Linked DNA regions of Homo sapiens: region 1 is linked to region 2. The links are chromatin contacts, found by Hi-C or POLR2A ChIA-PET in ENCODE. All regions are on one chromosome and are shown on one strand. Each heading gives the region's core, a stretch centred on a gene start or an enhancer-like site at or near the end of the contact. The rest is flanking DNA. Distances are from core to core; before and after follow the strand shown. Region 1 overlaps LOC101929650 (a long non-coding RNA gene). Region 2 overlaps FOXK2 (forkhead box K2).

What was found. A loop is a pair of places that touch in the nucleus more often than their neighbours do. ChIA-PET counts read pairs that join two places held with the same protein, here RNA polymerase II (POLR2A). Pooled maps may share reads with other maps.
Region 1: a pooled map shows a loop between it and region 2 (2.3-fold over the local background). The contact joins two enhancer-like sites. A Hi-C loop is called at or near these places in 1 of 50 pooled maps. POLR2A ChIA-PET finds 5 or more read pairs at or near these places in 2 of 52 experiments (CD8-positive, alpha-beta T cell and GM10248).

What each region holds. Positions count from the first base shown.
Region 1 is chr17:83,195,982-83,201,756 of GRCh38, reverse strand. The region is part of intron 2 of LOC101929650 (a long non-coding RNA gene); the gene reads right to left. It overlaps LOC105371948 (a long non-coding RNA gene), which reads right to left. Exons shown (of 3, transcript XR_933965.3): 3 at 1,771-1,954. Among named protein-coding and RNA genes, the nearest start is that of METRNL, 120 kb to the right of the region's middle. Within about 2 kb of position 1,261, at least 30 of the 41 ENCODE cell types and tissues checked have a DNase peak (open chromatin) inside an H3K27ac peak, as active enhancers do; they include CD8-positive, alpha-beta T cell, where a contact is called at or near this core.
Region 2 is chr17:82,590,720-82,596,914 of GRCh38, reverse strand. All of the region lies in intron 8 of FOXK2 (forkhead box K2), which reads right to left. Among named protein-coding and RNA genes, the nearest start is that of FOXK2-AS1, 5.4 kb to the right of the region's middle. RefSeq lists silencers at 3,515-3,715, 4,828-5,122. Within about 2 kb of position 3,879, at least 38 of the 41 ENCODE cell types and tissues checked have a DNase peak (open chromatin) inside an H3K27ac peak, as active enhancers do; they include CD8-positive, alpha-beta T cell, where a contact is called at or near this core.

The DNA.
Region 1 (5,775 bases), core at 12-2,511, 610 kb before region 2:
TGTACATGTGTGTATGTAATGTGAAGTCAGATGTGTGTATGTGTGCATATGCAAGGACATGCTAATGTGTGTGTGCATGTACACGTGTGAATCTGTGCAAGCACATACAAGTGTGCATGGGCGTGGACATGTATGTGCATGCATGTGGAAGTAAGTGTACAGGTACAGTCTGAATCTGTGTGTGCACACACAAGTGTGCATGGGTGTGGGCATGTGTGTATGTGCATGCATGTGGAAGTGTGGAAGTGTACAGGTACAGTCTGAATCTGTGTGCACACATAAGTGTGCATGGGTGTGGGCATGTGTGTATGTGCATGCATGTGGACGTGTGTGAGTTGCCCTAGCACATGTTTGTACATATGCTTGTGTGCACCCATGCTAGGCTGCTCTCCCTCCTGGTTCTCTTTCAGGACAGGCCAAGTGAACCAGGGCGAGCTCTTCTCTCCCTCTGACGGCCCCTCCACAGGAGAGGGACCTGGGACCAAGGTTCCTTCAGCCATCAGACCCTAAGTCTCAGGGCACAGGGTCAGAAAGCTTCTAAGGACCCATGAAAATATAGAAACTGGGTGAAATTAACTCTTATTGGCCCGACATATGAAAAGAAAATTGCTTTTGAGCTTCCAGGAGATCTTCTCAGGTTTTGTTTTGGGGATTTCCTGGGAAGGGCATGTTTCCAAACAAGACTCTTGCCGTCTGCTCCCCCGGAGCTCCCCAACCAGCCAGGAGAGGCCACTGGCAGGGAAGAAGGTCCAGCCCAGCACAGACTCCCCAGGGAGGGCCCCAGCCCAGTGGAAGGACCATGGAAACCATGTCAGTCTCCCTCAGCGGCTGCCCTGGGTTGACATGTCCCCTTAGGGATCTCAGGCTCTCAACCCTCTAGTCAATTCTGAGCTGAGTTTTTCTGGAGCTTTATATTCAACTCTGACTTTGCTTCCCTTCACCTCTACTCCCCACCCTAGAAATAGAAACCTGAGGTCAGGAAGTGCTGAGGGTCCTTGGGTTTGGTGTCGGGGAAGACACCGTGCTGACTCGAACCCACTAGGCCTGGAGCCCAAAAGTCCCTTCTCTGTGACCTGCGACAAGCCTCTACAGCCACGTCTCCTTCCCTGTGGTAACCGAGTGACACCAATTGGCTCCCAGCCACCGCTGGGCCTCAGGCAGTTGCAGTGGCTTCGGCACTGGCTTTGCTGAGCCAGTGACAGCGACGGCACCTCCTGGATGTGAAATGTGCCAACACCCTGGCCTCGGGGACCGTACGGCGTGGTGTGAAATTTCTGTTTTAACGCTCCATGACCACATAGGTCTTGGCTTTTTATGAGTAAAGCAGAGACCGTGTTGTACCCAAGCTCTCTGGGTGGCACCCACAGCTTCCTCAGCGGGGTAACGGTGACGGGTGGACAACTGGCCCACAGGCAAACTGCACGTCCCCCACGGCGAGCATCTCTGAGCTGCACTGACCAGTTCAGGCCCATGCGTCACCGGCATTTTTCTGAGCCAGCTCCTCTGGTTCATGAGAAGGTCTGAATTCAAGAAATGAACGCCCAGCAATTAGCAATGTCCACAGAATCAAAGGAGCATGGTTTTAGTTGTCCTCCCAGGCAGCTTTGCCAGTCCGGGTATGAGGTAAAGCCAGAGGGACCCTGCCTCACCCACGCGCCCCAAGAGGGGTCCAAGGACCACCGACTGTCCCCACTTCCCTGGAACTGAGGATGAGGCTGATTCATGTGTTTCCTGTGACGGCCACGACATCATCATATCCGCTCGGAGAACTATTTTTAACTGATTTATGTATTTCTTGTATGAGGAAGACACCAACTTCTCCTTTAGTCAGTTTTACAGGAAAGTACTGCAGCTGTGCTCAGCTCAGCAATATTAATCGCCACAGAGCACCCTCCGAAGTCTTGCAAAAATTAATAAAGTTGGAAATATGAGTCAGGTTTGGATGCCACTCATTCTGAAAAAGAAGAAACTCAATAATAGTTACCTTCTCCTGTAGAATCAACGAGCCCAGTTTGCGAAAGAGCACCCTGTGTCTTTAAATTTCCGTGGCGTGCCCACAGAGGAAGGTGTTCCGACCTCTGCTGCCGCTGCAGCTCCGGGGCACTGACCACACAGAGCTGGTTTCTGCACTTGCATCGCTTGCCCGAGAGCTAGTCACCGCGGGCGTGGGCGAGGCTGCCAGGGGCCACCTGCCTGCCAGAGCCAGGGTGCCTATCTTTAAGGCCAGGGGCTCCTGAGGACACAGACACTTCCCTCCTCTTTCAGACAAGGACAAGCTCAGGGACATGGGTGGTTTGGGCTCAGGCTGACCGGGAAAGACACGTAGAAAGTTTGGTGTGCGCTCTGGGTTGTGGGGGCCCGGCGGGAGGGTGGGCTTCAGGATCCCGTCCCAGGACGCGTTCATTCAGCGGCACTCACACCCCCAGCACCTGCTCCCGGCGGGTGCCGAGGCTTCTTTCACTCTTCTTAGCATCTCCCCATCACTCACTTGACTCCAACCAACAGCCACTTATGTACCAGCTACGCGCCAGGTTGCTGAACAGCTCTGAGCAATTAAAGGGCAGCCAGGAGCAGCTGGGAGAGGAGGGGCTGGAGGAGGAAGAGGGGTCCAGGACCCAGGGGCTCACGGGGCATCCCGAAGTCTTTGTGGAGACCTAGGGTTGGGGCTGCAGCAGGGGGTCGGGGGGCAGCCAGAGATCCCGGTAGACCCGGGAGGGGCCTGATCAAGGAGAAGGAGGGGCCACAGAGCCAGGGTCAGGACAGACTGTGAGGGGGCCTCTTGTTGGGACAGCGTCCCCTCGGAGCAAGAGCCCGGGGCGTGTGGCCGCCTCACTGTGACCTCCGGCCGTGCAGGCCTCTGGGGAGGGTGGAGATGTTTTCCCCTTCTCAGAGCACGCAGGTGTTACCTGCCCACAGAGTAGGAAGTGGGGTGCTGTCACCTGCACCGCACAGGTGAGGAAGCTGAAAACCCAAGACCCAAGCCATTTGGTCTCACTCTGGCTGAATCACCTGGAGGCTTTGGGAAACAGATTTTCTTCCCCCTTCCAGCCTTACCGCCACCCTCCTCTCTTCTAGAAGAGGCAAGAAGAAGCGGGGGTGGGGGTGCAGGCCGAATTGCCTGGAGGTTAGGGGGACCCTCAGCACCTGAGTCAGGGCTCTGTGAGACCCCCTGGTTCTTCGCTCACTGTGGGCTGAGACGCAAGCTGAGTCGTCCACAGGAAGATACCCTCTTACTCTGAACAACCACTCTTTCAAAGAGGACACTGAGGCTCAGAGAGGCTCCCCAAAGCAATGGCCAGCCACCATGGGCAGGACGTGGACTCCGGCCCAGGAAGCCTGGCTCCAGAATCATGCTCCAGGCCTCTAAGCTGTAATTTGTGTCCTCCAGGGCTCACAATATCTAAGATTTAATGTGGAAAAATGGTGCTATTCTGTCTCACCCCATGCCCCAAAATGAACTTAAAGGCAAAAAAAAAAAAAAAAAAAAAGAATAATTATAAAGTTTGGAAGAAAATACAAGAGCATTTTGGTATAAAAATGCAAAATCCAAAGCCTTAAAGGAAACCATTTGACTACTTAAAATTTAAAAACTTTTATGTGATGAAAAGAACAACCTTAAAAAGGTAAAATAATAAGCAGCAGACTGGGAACGAATATCTGCAATGTAAACACAAAGTACTGATATTCATCATATATAAAGAACTCCCACAAATCAACAAGAAAAAAGCAAATGACTAGCTAGAAAAGTGGTAAAGGGTAAAAACAGAAACATAGTCAAATAAACTAATGAATATCACAAAATATCCAACCTCCCTATTAATCATAGAAATAAGAAATTGAAAAATATTTTATGACTAAATCTAGTGTTGCTCCAGTGAGGAAGGGATCCACTGACATGCCGTATGCAGGGGTGTGAATGGGAACAGGCTTTTGAGAGGTGATTTGGAGTCTCTATCACAAGTTTAAATGCACCTGCCCTGAGACGCCCATCCCTGGGAAGAGATGTCCGTGCAGATGTCTAAGGCACACGTCTGGAAACGGTGAAGACCTGAGAAGAACAATCCTTAAGGGTCCCAGCCCCTGAGTGTTCACCTTCCAGGGAAACCAGTCCTCATGGAGAACTCAGAGCCCTGGTGGGGTGGTTGCTGTGGTCTAGGGCCTTTGTCAAGGTTCATCCCAGGCTGGGCTTTTGGAGGGCAGGGAGGCCGCTAGTATCTGGGTGGCTGCCTGAGCCTGCAGATCCCACACCCAGCTGCCCCGAGGAGCTACTGTCCACCTGGTGGAGACTCAGGCTGGGCCCAACTCAGAACTAGGAGCAAGGGAGTGAAGCAGGGATGGGGTCCTGCAGAGGGGCGGTAGGGTCTGGCCCTCCTGGTCTGGGGGCCTCCCCGGGCGGGACAGTCCCTGTGTCCCACCCCAACCGCCTGCTGCTTTTTCTGGACCACCCCCCACCCCGTCCCCCGTTCCCCTCCAGGCTGGGCTTCCCACTGTCTTCCCACTGACTCAGCATCCGTCCTTCCCGTGGGGGCAGCAGCATCACTGCCTTCTCACGTGGAATCCCAGGGAGCTGCAGCCTCCACCCTGCCTTCTGGAGAGTTCTGTCTCTAATTTTATACGCCCTATCAGCCTGTTATTCGATCCAGATGCCTGTGAAATTTGCAGCGGGATCGTTCTGTGACGGGCGGTGGGCAGCCCAGGCAGGGCTGCCGTTTCGTGCATCAGCCCAGAGGTCTGAGAAGGGTGTGGCTCCTTCCCTGGGAAACAACATGGGACTAGTTCCAGAGCCAACACCCATCACTTTGCAACCCCCTGGGTAAGTGTGCGTGGGGGGGGGGGGGTGCTGAGCTGCAGCGGGGGGCAGAGGGCTCAGGCTGGACCACCCCTGCACCTTCCACAGTGAGGCCATCCCCTCCTGAGCCTCTGGCTCCTGGCCTATCCTCGCTCCCTCACCCAAGCCCCATGAGGATTCAGTAGCTTGAGAAGGACCCTCTGCTCACCAGAGGTCACAGTGACTGTGAGAACACCCTCCTGTCCTCTTCCCCCCATTCCTTCCTGGACCTTGGGACACTTCTGGGAGGCAGCGCCCTCTCCCAACAGAGTCTTCTCCACAGGGCAGCCACGGGGACTTTGAGGATACCAGGTCCTCACCCAGGCCCCCGTCTCAGAGTCAAAGCCGTAACTCCCATAGCACAGTGGCCTTCGAGATGCCCTCTTGTCACCCGCCAAGGGGTGCCGGCACTGAGTGCGAGGATTTGACTTCCCACAAGAGGAAAGCAGGTTCTTTCCCAGGGGCCATGCCAGGCCCCAGCACCTCTGCTGACCTGGCTCAGTGCGTCGGGGAAAAGGGGTGCCCAGCCTCCTCTGTGTCTCCAAGTCAGGGGCATCCCAAGGCACCTCACTTGGGTGCTCTCAGAAAAGACAGCCCTGAATCTCAGAGCCACCAAAGGCAGGCAGGATTCGAGCCTGGCCTCAAGCATGACTCTGGAACGTAAAGAGGAAAAGACGATTTAGGTTAACGTGGGACACAGCCGGTTTCCCGCCCAAACCAAGGTCCAGGGGGACTTCTCATCCCCAGCAGGGGGTGTGTCTACAAAGAACAACCACAAACTGGGGTCATTTCCAAAAGAAACACTCCCGGCTTCCTCCAGGGGCAGAGACCGAGGGGTCTGGGGGAGGAGGCTGGGGTGGGCAGAGGCCCGAGGTAGGGAGGTCCAGGGGCACATCCCAGGTCTGGCAGCATGGGCCGGGCCCTGCTGGGAGGGGGCTGAGGACCCC
Region 2 (6,195 bases), core at 2,630-5,129:
CAGCACTTCAGCAAGCCCGGGAGGACTACAGGAATTTCCTACCATGAAATGGAACCTGAAGTAGGTGAGAAGATGGGGAGGGGGTGGTCTGTGGAATAAAACAAACGTGAAATCAAGGAGATCGGCAGAGATCAAAGAAAGAGGGGCTCCGCCAGCTCTGCCACACACTCTGGATTCAACACCGTCCCAATCAAGACGCCAGCAGGCTTGGTGTAGGAATCCTACAGTTCACGCGGAAATGCCAAGGACCTAGAATGGCTGAAGCGATTTTTAAAAAGAACAAAGTTGGAGGAGCGACACCTCCTTAGTGGGAGACTTGATGAGGCTGCAGGAGCTGGGCAGGGAGCCCTGCCACACAGACTGCCCGCAGAAAGTGCGTCTGGAAACAGTCCCCACGTGTGCGCGGTCCCGGGGCGTGACGAGGGCACCAGGGCAACCGGTGGGGCAGGCACGTCCTGACGCCACCTCTGAGGCTCCCCCTACACCAAGCTCTGAGGCTCCCCCTACACCAAGCTCTGAGGCTCCCCCTACACCAAGCTCTGAGGGTCCCCCTACACCAAGCATGGAAAACACAGCAGGAACGATGAGAAGGGAACAAGCAGCCACCAAGAATCTGGGCAAGGAACGTGTTCCAGAATTAAGGCGTCAGCGAACAACTGCCCTAGTAACGTGAAAGAAAAAGAAGAAGGGACTCAGGCTACTGAAGGCGAAGCAGGAACTGACCTGCAGTTGGTGTGAGCTGGGCAAACCCCGTGACCACCTCAGATGCTCCTCCCTGCAATCGCGGTCGCAGTCTGTGGCCGCAGGTGTGGCCTCAACCGACTCTAATGTGTCTACAAAAAATGTGCAGACAGCCGGGGCCACTGCGGTAGGCCAGAGATGCACAGACGCGCAGTGTGACTCTGGTTTCCAGTGGCCTTTCTCCTACGCTGACTCGGAACAGCATCCACGCTGTAGGTGTCTCTGGACAACCTTCCACCTGTCGTTTCTCATCCCAGGTTCCGGGCTGCCGGAAAAGGCTTTGCTCTTGTCTCCAGAAGCACCTGCTGGTCTGTCTGGATGGGGCCTGCTGTGTCAACTGAGGCAACTCCAGTCTGAGCTGGCACATGGGGGCCTTCTGAGGCCAAGGGGCCCTGGGGAGAGGAGTGGGAAAGGACCCCAAGTCACAGGAGCCAGGTGCACTTTTAGGGCCCAGGGAATAGTGACACAGGCTTAATAACAGGGACCGACCCCACTGTTAGAGCTTTCAACGAAGAAAAACCGTGACCACATGTATAGCACTCTGTCCTCTCCAGTTCAAACACAAGGAGAAGGCTGGGCGCGGTGGCTCACACCTGTAGTCCCAGCATTTGGGGAGGCAGAGGCGAGAGAATCACTTGAACCTAGGAGTTTGAGACCAGCCTGAGCAGCACGGTAAGACCCCATCTCTACAAAAGAAAAAAAATATTAGCTGGACATGTTTGTACGTGCCTGTAGTCCTGGCTACTCAGGAGGCTGAGGCAGGAGAATCACTTGAGCCCACGAGTTCAAGGCTGCACTGAGCTGTGATCACGCCACTGCACTCCAGTCTGAGTGACAGACCCTTTCTCAAAAAACAAGACAAAAGCCGTAGAACCTGAAAACCAGGCAAGACAGGCCACTTACCTTGTGACACCTCCACTATTACCTGTCACAAGGAAAGGACGACCTAATGGGAATCTGTTTACAGAGCTGTACAAAGTCTTAGAGAAACAAGCAAATTACCCCTGCCCCACGGCACACCAAACCCTGCTGCATCCCACGTTGCCCCCATGGTTAGAACTTGCCTATCCACAAAATGCTGTCAAAGACAATGTATGCCGGCTTGCGTTTCTATTCCTCCATTTACTTACTATGTGGAGAGGGTCTCACCCTGTCTCCCAGGATGGAGTGCAGTGGGGCGATCACGGTTCACTGCAGCCTCAACCTCCCTGGCTCAAACGATCTCCCTGCCTTAGCCTCTTGGTGGCTGGGACTACAGGTGCTGCCGCCACAGCCACTTTTGTGATTTTTTGTAGACACAGAGATTCACCATGTTGTCCAGGCTGGTCTTGAACTCCTGGGCACAAGCAGTCTGCCCACCCTGGTCTTCCAAAGTGCTGGGATTGCAGGCGTGAGCCACGGCGCCCAGCTGTTCCTACTCCTTTAGGGAAAGAACTAAGTTCCTCTGCGAGTCCATCTACAGAGACGGGCTCCGCTGCTGCCTACTCCAATCTGCAGACACTCACAAGGGGACGTTCCCCACCCTGAGGGTCCTCACTGATTCAGAGGGCGGCTTTTGGAAAGATGACTGCGGAGATGCATTCACATTTTTGGCCTTCCATGCACACTAATCCTCCCCACATAAATTCCAATATTTTCAAACTGAAGTGTCTGGAGCATTTTTTTTTTTTTTTTTTTTGAGACAGTCTCGCTCTGTCGCCCAGGCGGGAGTGCAGTGGCGCGATCTCAGCTCACTGCAAGCTCCACCTCCCGGGTTCATGCCATTCTCCTGCCTCAGCCTCCCGAATAGCTGGGACTACAGGCGCCCGCCACCATGTCCAGCTAATTTTTTGTATTTTTGGTGGAGACAGGGTTTCACCGTGTTAGCCAGGATGGTCTCAATCTCCTGACCTCGTGATCCGCCCGCCTCGGCCTCCCAAAGTGCTGGGATGACAGGTGTGAGCCGCCGTGCCCGGCCTGTCTAGAGCATTTCTTAGCGGCCAACTTTTACTCCACAGGCAACCTACGTCATAACACTTGACAACACCCCAGTTGTGGGCTGTGTGGGTACTACACGCAGCAAGCCCCTCCGAGACCTCCAGGAAGCATCAGAAGACCCTATACTGTGGACAGAGACGCCGGAGCAGCTCAGACACGAGAGCAGCTGCTCCACTGCCACCGCCACAGCGATGATGGGTGCGGCTCCCGCAGAACACAGGCCCCGACCCGAGGCCTCGCACCTCCTCGTCCGCGTGGCCTGATCCCGCTGCTCTGGGGCTGTCAATCCAGTGGCGGCAGCTGCTGCTCTGCCTGGAAAGGCTCCGCTTTGAGGCTGGGTGTGAAAGACGTCCAGGGACCCTCAGACGTCACTGCCGTTTTACATGCTCACAACGCAACACCCATCGTCACTGTGGGACCAGCTAGGGATACCCACATCATCAAATCCTCACCCCAAATCTGGCTGCCAGATCCCCACCGAGGCACGCGTGAGCACCTGGCGGCCACAAGGGACCCGCAGCCTCAGCCCGGCTCCCCTGTGTCCTGCTCTGTGCCGATGCACTGCTCCCTCTGCAAGGGTCCTTGTGAGGGACATGGGACCGTAATTCCTCTGTGGGGCCGGGAGCCAGAAGGCTCGGAAGGCCCACACTCTCCCAGGTATGTGGCCTGCAGGCGTGGGGCTATAGCCGTCCAGCCAGCTGATCCTGGCACAGGCACCCGCACAGCACGCGGTGAACAGGGCTGGGCTCCGCCAGGGGGGCGCGGGGCTTCATCTACCTTCCTCTGTGCCTATCGCTCTCCTTTCCTTCCTTCCTCTTTCCCTCCCTCCCTCCCTCCCTCCTTCCTTCCTTCCAGAAACTGCTGCGTACCCTTTCAGAATAAGAGCCTGTGCCCGGTACAGGGAGACCTTCACAGGGTCTGCTTTCAGAATAAGAGCCTCTGCCTGGCACAGGGAGACCTTCACTGGGTCTGCTTTCAGAATAAGAGCCTCTGCCTGGCACAGGGAGACCTTCACTGGGTCTGCTTTCAGAATAAGAGCCTGTGCCCGGTGCAGGGAGACCTTCACGGGGTCTGCTTTCAGAATAAGAGCCTGTGCCCGGCGCAGGGAGACCTTCACTGGGTCTTTCAGAATAAGAGCCTGTGCCCGGTACAGGAAGACCTTCACGGGGTCTGCTTTCAGAATAAGAGCCTCTGCCCGGTACAGGGAGACCTTCACTGGGTCTGCTTTCAGAATAAGAGCCTGTGCCCGGCGCAGGGAGACCTTCACAGGGTCTACTTTCAGAATAAGAGCCTGTGCCCGGCACAGGGAGACCTTCACGGGGTCTGCTTTCAGAATAAGAGCCTGTGCCTGGCACAGGGAGACCTTCACAGGGTCTCCCTCTGCCAGCGCGAACTGGGCATTTCACTCTCACTGCGAAGCGTGCGCCCTCACACCAGGCGCCACAGCTGAGATGCAGAGAACCCCAGCCAGCTTGAGGAGATGCCCCAGGAAACACTGGAGTCAACAAATGATATTTGAGGACCACGTAACTGCTACACAAGGAAGAAGAGCAGAGTTAGGCAGGAGGGAGCAAACGATCAAGGCAGGAACAATGTTAACGAAAGAAGCGAAAGGCAGGGCCTGAGGAGAATGTCGCAGGGTGAAGCAGCAGCAAAGCCCAGGCTTCCCAGCAGGGCTGGTCAGGCAGGCCTGTCCAGACAGGGAGTGGCCCCGTGAAGGGCCTCATGAGGTTCCTCCACTGTGAGGCTTGAGCTGTGGCAACACCTTCCACTGACAGTGATCTGTGAACCCTTAAGAAGGTGACAGAAAGAAAACAAGAGGACACACATGTGAGCCCCATGAAGGACCAGGACAGTAGAGAGGCCGGAGGAGTCAATATGTGAGCCAAGAGATGCTCCAGGACCGCAGCTCAGCCCAGGAGCACACTGAGCAGGCGAGGCCCTGGCCAAACACAGCTCAGCCCCGAACTCCCAAATCAAAACGACAACACTGGCTGGGTATGCTGGCTCGTACCTGTAATCCCAGCACTTTGGGAGGCCAAGGCTAGAGGATCACCAGAGTCCAGGAGTTTGAAACCAGCCTGGGCAACATAGTGAGACCCTGTCTCTACAAAAAATACAAAAACTTAGCTGGATGTGGTGCTGCACACCTGTAGTCCCAGCTACTTGGGAGGCTGAGGCAGGAGGATGGCTTGAGACCAGTAGGTCGGGGCTGCAGTGAGTTGAGATCTCGGCACTGCACTCCAGCCTGGGTGACAGAGCAAGACAGTATCTCAAAACAACAGCAGCAAAGATGAAGTCATTGACAAAAACACAACCACAGTTGTGCCAGTAAACCAGAAACAGCGCCTGCAGCCCAGAGACAGGAGATGAGCTTTGGAAACAGGAAGCAGAAGGGCCTGTGGTGTGGACGGCGGCACCCGCAGCCCTGAGGCAGGGGTCTCCCAAAGCGAGCTCTGAGGGTGCTTGTACACAGCACGTGTGATGGGAGGAAGTGAATATGCAAGAGCTTGGGCGCCTGGACTCTTCCCACATCTCCCTGCCAGGGAGACTTGGGAGCGTTTCCAGAAAATGCCAGGCTTTCCTTTCCATGTACTCAAAAAGGGGAGGCCTCAAGCCCTCCCCACACTCTGGAACAAGCTTGGAGCAGTTTCTTGGTGCCAGGCACATTTCTGGGGCTTCCCTTCCTGTAAGAGGAAGCCTCCCGGCTTCCATCTCCTCCAGGCCTTCTCCATGGGGCGGCAGCATGATGCACCCCAGCTCTGCACAGGGTTTGGGGCCCTGGAGCAGAGCAGGGGACACAGGAGCATTGGCAGGTGGGCAGGGTGTGGACAACGGCGACAACGGGACCAGGGGCCACCCTGGTGAACCTGACAGGCCAGGGATGGGCTCGCCTGTGTTTGAATGAGGCCTCCATGGAGACCCCTATGGAAGCAGGAATGAGGGTACACTCCAGCTGGAGCGACAACCCCAGAGTCACCTTCCAGGAAGACACTGGCAGCTCATGCCCTGCGCCTGCCCACGGAACTCACCTATCATCCCACCAAGCCACCTGCTGTCCTGCAAGGCCAGGGCTACAGTGCATGGCCGGAACATCCTGACCCCTCGTCCTGTCAGCCCCACCTCCCATCTGTCAGCACTGTCTTCACGACACACGCAGGGGCCAAGCCCTGAGCCCCGGGTCCCACAGCAGCTGGTGGCAGAGGCAGAACCGGCCCAGGCTGCCCTTGGGGCCAGGGTGAGGATGGAACCCCCTTAGGGCAGGCAGCCCAGCCTCGGCCTATCTGCTCGTGGTGCTGAGCCCTCTGGTACCCCTGGGAGAGTCTCAGGCAGCCTGTGCAGTCCCTCCCTGCACAGGACATTCTAACCCCATGCTTGGGTCAGAAAACTCGGCCACATCCACATAATTCCTCAGTAAAAATACTACATTTTCCTTGGGGTAATACACTACACTACAATTTAGTATAAACATAATTG